2 separate regions of the Homo sapiens genome follow, and region 2 is linked to region 1. A link is a loop called in an ENCODE intact Hi-C map of the cell type or tissue named here. Cell type or tissue: dorsolateral prefrontal cortex. All regions are shown on one strand. Each heading gives the region's core, and the rest is flanking DNA. Links, peaks and the distances in the headings are about the cores only.

Region 1 (2,906 bases), core at 143-2,642:
TTACCGGGTGGGCTGGGACCGCCGCGAATGGAGCGTCAACGGGACGCATGGGACCACCAGCATCTGCAGTGTCACCTCGGGGGCCGGTGGCGGCACAGCCAGCAGCCTCAGCGTCCGGCCCGGCCTCCTGCCGCTGCCCGTGGTGCCCTCCCGGCTGCCCACCCCGGCTACAGCTCCTGCTCCCTGCACCACCGGCAGCAGCGAGGCCATCACCAGCCTCGTGGCCAGCTCTGCGTCTGCGGTCACCACCAAGGTAAGATGTGGTGTCATCTCTGAGCAGGAGCCGGACAGAGGGGCCCTGCCTCCCTGCAGGCTCAGGCCAGCCCCACAGGCTCCTGTGGGGCAGCCTGTGCTCCACGCCCCGAGTCCTCCAGAGTCTTGTCCTTCCAGGACCTGGGCCTGGAAACTGTTTGCGAGCATTCATGCGGGTTTTATTATCCATGAAGTCTTTCTCTGTGACTAACTTGTAGGAAGACAAGCAGGTGCTGAGGCCACTCATTGTCCTATGCCATGTTGATTAGATGCTATTAATGAGTGAAGTAACAGTGGACCTCCAAGATGGCAATATGGGGTTCCTAAATAGATAAATTGAGACCATGCAAGCATCCCTGGGGGTGCCAGTAACTTGGGTGTGCAAGAAGATACTGACAAGCAGTAACAGTCATAAAGGGTGATAAACCCACACTTTATTAACCACTGGGCCTCGTGTTCTCATATCCGTTGTCTCTTCTGAGCCTTGCCACAGCACGGTGAGGTCAGTACTTTTATCATCCCTGCCTTACAGTTGAGGACACTGAGGCACAGCAAGGGCTCAGTAGGCCTTCTAAGGGCTGGTCCAAGGCTGTGGGACCTTTCTGCAGAGGACCCAGGACTTGTCCCCACAGCTGGCTTCAGGGATGTCAGCGCCAGGTCATTCCCGTTTCTTTCAGAAGAGGTGGCTCCAGCCTTGGGAATGGCAACAGAGGCCAACCTGTGTTGCTGAATGGAATGTGGAAAACAGTGTTGCCAAGGCTCTTGCTTGGCCTTGGGCTGAGCTCGTCCTCCATCGTGCTGGCTGCTCGGAGCCCCTCAGGCAGCCTGAGTCCTGGAGGGCCGGGCCCCTGGCCATGGCTGTGGTAGGAAGGCCATCGGTCCCCATCCTGCTTCCTCACCGAGCAGGGGCTGTGCAGGCTGCCTTTGCCTCTGCTGGCCATTCGGAGCTGCCTCCCAGGAGCCCCCTTGGGGCAGTGTCCGTGTACATGCGTGTATGTGCCTGCATGCGTGTGTGTGTGCATGAGTGTATGTGTGTGCACATGTGTGTGTGTCTAGGCTTTTCTTTTCCTGCTTTCAGAAAAGTTGCCAGAGAAGTTAAAGGCGGGGAGCCCCAGCCCGGCCATTGTGAGGTGGCTGTGGTGCTGGAAAGCCGCGCTCCAGGTGTGCTGCGCCTTTGTCTCCTGGTTTTCAAAACTCCCTTTCAGCCCTGCTTCCCATTAATAACTGTGAGTGTTGCCGGCCACAGAGCCTGGCAGAGGCTGAGACAATGGAGCTATTGGAGGCTGGCTCGGAGCGCACTGACATCTTGCTGCAGTGCCTTATTGATTTTATTTTCCTGTTATGAAAACACCACCCCACTGAGGCGGGGAGGGAAAGAATGTTGGACAGGGGAGAGGAGATGGAGGATTATTTGGGCACGCTGCCCCCAGGCCAGCCAAACACATTCCTCCCCTGGGCGCCAGCCCGAGCGCTGGTCTGACTCAGTGACCTCTGCCCAGTAGGGCCAGCCGCTGGACCTGCTGGCCACATCTGGCAGGCGCTCTGCAGGGCCAGCTGTTGGCCATATGGAGAATGGCAGCCGCTGGAACCGACTGCTCGGGGCTCCAGGTGGGAGAGAGAGGCTGGGCCCGGAGGCCGTCTTGAAAGTGTCTGTCCTTTTAAGGATACATGCCTTTGTAGGGATGGTGTTGGGCTGCTCTGGGGGATGAAGTGGAGGGGCTCGGTGCTGGGGCTCCCCCACAGGGCTGTGCTGCCTGCAGAGCTCCCGCTTTGCTCCAGAGTGGCTTGATATTCACCATCCTTGACTGGCCTGATCCCAAACCACAGCCACATGAGAGGAAGGGAACCCAGTCTCAGACAGAAAACAACAGCTGGGGCAAGGACTGGGCAGGGTGGCCAGGAGGGGGAGAGGGGGCGAAAGTTCATTCCTGTGAGGACAGCCCGCTCCTTGGCATGTCACAACAGAGGAACTGAATTCTGCCTCCAGCCCGGCCTGTTTCCTGCAGGGGCTTGTTTGATTCCCCGGATTAAGCCCTGGTCCCTTGGTGCCCAGGAGCACTGGGTGGGGGGAAGGGAGGACAGCAGTGCTGGCTTCCCGAGCACCCCTGGCAGATTTGGGCCACAGTGCCTTCCCGCCGTTCTAGCCTGGCTCCTGCCCACCCAGAGGCCTGTCCCCTAGCCTATGTGTCTGACCCCGTGCCAAGACCACATCAACTGATGGGCAGGCCCGGGCCCAGGTATTTGCGGTTTCCCCGGTCAACAATGTGGGTCTTTACTGAGCAGGCAAGAGCTGGCTGGCTCTTGCCCTCGGGGAGCTCACGGCTCCTTGTGTATAACAAATCTGTGGCCTGGACAGTGTGACCAGATGACCCAAGAATGTCTCTCCCCCTGAAGTTATTGGCAGGGGAGGCCTAGTGCAGTGGCTACAGCCAGACTTTGGAGACAGACTGCCTGGATTTGAATTCCCTTCTACCGCTTGCTATCTGAGTGACCCTGGACAGGTTACCTAACCTCTCTGGGCGTCACTTCTGTAAAATGGGAAGAGGTCGTTGTACTTGCGAGCAGAGTTGTTGTGAGGACTGTGTGGGTTAAAACCTGTGTGAAGTGCTCAGAACAAGACAGAACCTGGCATGTGGTATTTCGAGTCTCATATT
Region 2 (2,906 bases), core at 138-2,637, 61 kb before region 1:
CTGTTTAATGAGAACAAAAGTGGAAATCGCATCTGTTTGTCTGCGGCGGAGCATCTCCCGGCCTGTGTGTGCTGTCTGGGAAAGTGGTGGCCCAGTCTGGAGAGCTGACGAGCAGCTTGATTAGCTGAAATTACTTCCTGCAGTAGTTTGAGGGTGTCAGTCCTGGGATGAACTGGGTCATCTCAGGGATCTGGGACACGGGAGCCACTCTGAGACTCAGGGTGGCTGATGGCCCGGACTCCAATCAGAAATCCCCAACTCTTCCCCGCGTGAACACGTCGGGCAGATTCCCTTCCAGCCCAGGTTGGGATCTCAGGGTCTGTTCCTTGCTAGACCGGGTCCAATTGGTATCAGCCCCCTATTCCTGCTTTGGAATAGGGGGCTGATACAAATTGGATTGAACCTAATTGAGATGCCCTGTAGTGTCAGCTGGTCCCGGGGAAAGAGGCTATACAGGTGCAGGCACGTTCCCTGAGGGTGGGAGATAGCCGCGGCCGAGAGACAGCAGTGGAAATAGACCTATAGCATGGGCATCGAGGACAGGACTTTGGAGTCAAAATGCTTAATTCCATTATCACTCAGCCCGATCATCGATGTTCAGGTTGAAGAGCCTGTGTCAGCAAAAGAGTTGAAGTAATTTGGAGTTCTTTGTTCACTCAGCTTTAGAACGCTGCTGTTTTTTCGTTTTCCTTCAAACTAGTAAAACTAAAAACGTTTCTGATTTTTAACTGTTACTGTTTTTATCTGGAAAACTCATTAATCTAGATTTTGTTACCACTGACAGCCTATAGGTCCCCTCTAAATATTGTTTTTAATGTAACTTCTCTACAACGAAATGCCTGGATCTTTGGCATGCGGTTCAATCAGTTTTGCACTGACAAATGCAGACATCTGTGTAACCCACATTCCTATCAAGTAAAAGAGCATTCCCATCAGCCCAGAAAGCCCCCTCGTGCCCCTTCCCAGGCATCCCCCTGCCTCCAGAAGCAGCCACTGATGGTTTGTTTTTAACATGCATCTTAATTTAATTTTAATTTTAAAACATCACCTGCATTTTCAAACCAAAGAAAAAAGACTCCTTCCTCCAAGAAAGGTCTCCTGCTGGCTCCTGGGCCCATCGGGTGCTGTTGCTGTGTAGCCAGGCCGGGTGCACATTCTTCACAGGTTGTAGTGCTCCTGGCTCAGACCGGGAGGTTTTCTGAAGTCTAGTCAGCTACACAACTCTACACCTGGAATGTCAGACATTCGCAATGCCTCCAGAACAATGGATGGCAAAAAAATTCATTCTGTGCTTTTTCCGGGATCGCTTGCATGCAATTGTGCCCGCCGAGCAGGAGGACTCCAGATTAGAGGGAGAGAGAGCGAGAGAGAGGCCTACTCATCGGTCTGCATAATCAGCATCGAACATATTTCTGCCCCAACAAAGAGAACAGTGTGTTCCTGAGACGCTGCCGTGCAGCTCGGAGGCTCACTAGTGGGCGGTTCTCCCGGGAGGGAGTCGGGTGTTTCAGCAGCTCTCCCCACACCTACCACCCACCTTTTGGGGGGCCCCAGATTTTCTGGCCCCTAAGGGGGAGGACACTTGCACAGGGCCTGGCAGAGGGCAGAGACGGCTCTGGCCCCTGTGCCCCTTCATCCTCTGACCCGCATGAAATAAAACTCCTGCAAATCTACCTATATGACCAATTCATCCCCCTCGTGTTTGGCCCTTCCAGCACCTGTCACTAGGCGCAGGCGGTCAGCAGGGATTCAAACCACCACTGGGCCACTTTGCTGATCTCTTTAGATGCAGTGTGTGTCTTATTCCCATGATGCTGGTGGCCACTCCACATTCTTATGGGGGACCTGTGGGGTTCCCAACCGCACCCTGCATCTGTCTCTCCAAGCACCACGGACACTTCCAGATAGAAGAAGCCAGGCTGCAGTGTGGTCCAAGCCCCTTCTAGGTCTCTCCCTTTTCAGCCCTCTCTAGCTGGCTCCACTGGCTTGGTTACTAAAATTCTAGCAGGACTCAGGTCTGTTGGGGATGGCCAAGCTTGAAATATTTCTTTTTTCTTTTTCTTTTTTTTGGCCTGTCTTACCTACAGTTGTATTTTCCTCTTTAATCATAAGGATTTACATCAGGAAAAATAACCTGAGAATAGATGTGTTTTGTTTGAATGTCGTAGTTGTGCCCTTTGTAAAATTACCCCAGGGCATGATAAGAAAAGGAGTAAGCAATTAAAATGCACAGGGCTACGGCAAGGGCAGGCAGATCTGAGTGGAGGCTGCTGTCCTGTGAAGTAGACCTGGCAGGGGATGGCTGCTCCGGGCTGGCCTGGGCCTCGCTCTGCCTCTGTTGTTGCTCTGACCTTTGACAAATCATTCCCTTGCCTGTGTCTCGGTTGCCCCATCTGAGCGAGAGGCTGGACTAAAAGGTCACTAAGGTCACTTGTAGCCTGACCTTCCATGGCTCTATAATTCTCTTTGTTATCTTTGGCCACTTACATGTTTGCCATGATCATTGCCAATCAAACTAGGAATGTTTAGCAGATTTTAGACACTCAGACTGGAAAATACAGACGAGGCCATAGAAGTTAGTGTTGTCCTAGGGATGGCTCCTGGTTCACGCAGGCTCCTCATAGGGTCCCTGCCGCTACACACCACGAGCCCACCGAGACTGCTGCAGCCTCGCTCATCCAGAACAGAGGCACCATGGCCAGGAGGCCCTTCCTTTGTTGGGTAGGAGCTGCCCCCGTCCATGTTCCAGCTCCTCCCAGGCCCCCATGGATAAAATAGGGCCACAGGTGACAAGTGAGTTCTGTGACCCTGACCGGCAGCAGCTGCCAGCGAAGGAGGAAGGAAACACAGACAGGAGGTCTCAGAGCACAGCACGCCAGACCTCTAGTCCACACAGTCCTGCACAC

Evidence for each region. Hi-C counts contacts between places; a loop is a spot of excess contacts. Peaks named below come from ENCODE experiments on the same cell type or tissue, not always from the same donor. Only the 100,000 strongest peaks of a DNase experiment are listed, where the experiment ranks them.
Region 2: a loop joins it to region 1, with 3 times the contacts of the local background. A loop is called at or near these places in 6 of 110 quality-filtered maps.

Annotation. Positions count from the first base shown.
Region 1 is chr2:23,562,229-23,565,134 of GRCh38, forward strand. KLHL29 (kelch like family member 29) reads left to right here. Exons shown (of 14, transcript NM_052920.2): 3 at 1-253. Among named protein-coding and RNA genes, the nearest start is that of LINC02923, 180 kb to the left of the region's middle. RefSeq lists a silencer at 1,805-2,166. In dorsolateral prefrontal cortex, for the core only: CTCF peaks have their summits at 1,594 and 1,794; a DNase peak (open chromatin) is centred at 1,633; H3K4me3 peaks cover 1,128 bases; H3K27ac peaks cover 1,635 bases.
Region 2 is chr2:23,500,925-23,503,830 of GRCh38, forward strand. All of the region lies in intron 2 of KLHL29 (kelch like family member 29), which reads left to right. LOC105374325 (a long non-coding RNA gene) reads right to left here. Exons shown (of 2, transcript XR_939831.2): 2 at 1,001-2,906. Among named protein-coding and RNA genes, the nearest start is that of LINC02923, 120 kb to the left of the region's middle. In dorsolateral prefrontal cortex, for the core only: a CTCF peak has its summit at 1,360; a DNase peak (open chromatin) is centred at 1,417; H3K4me3 peaks cover 1,166 bases; H3K27ac peaks cover 2,392 bases.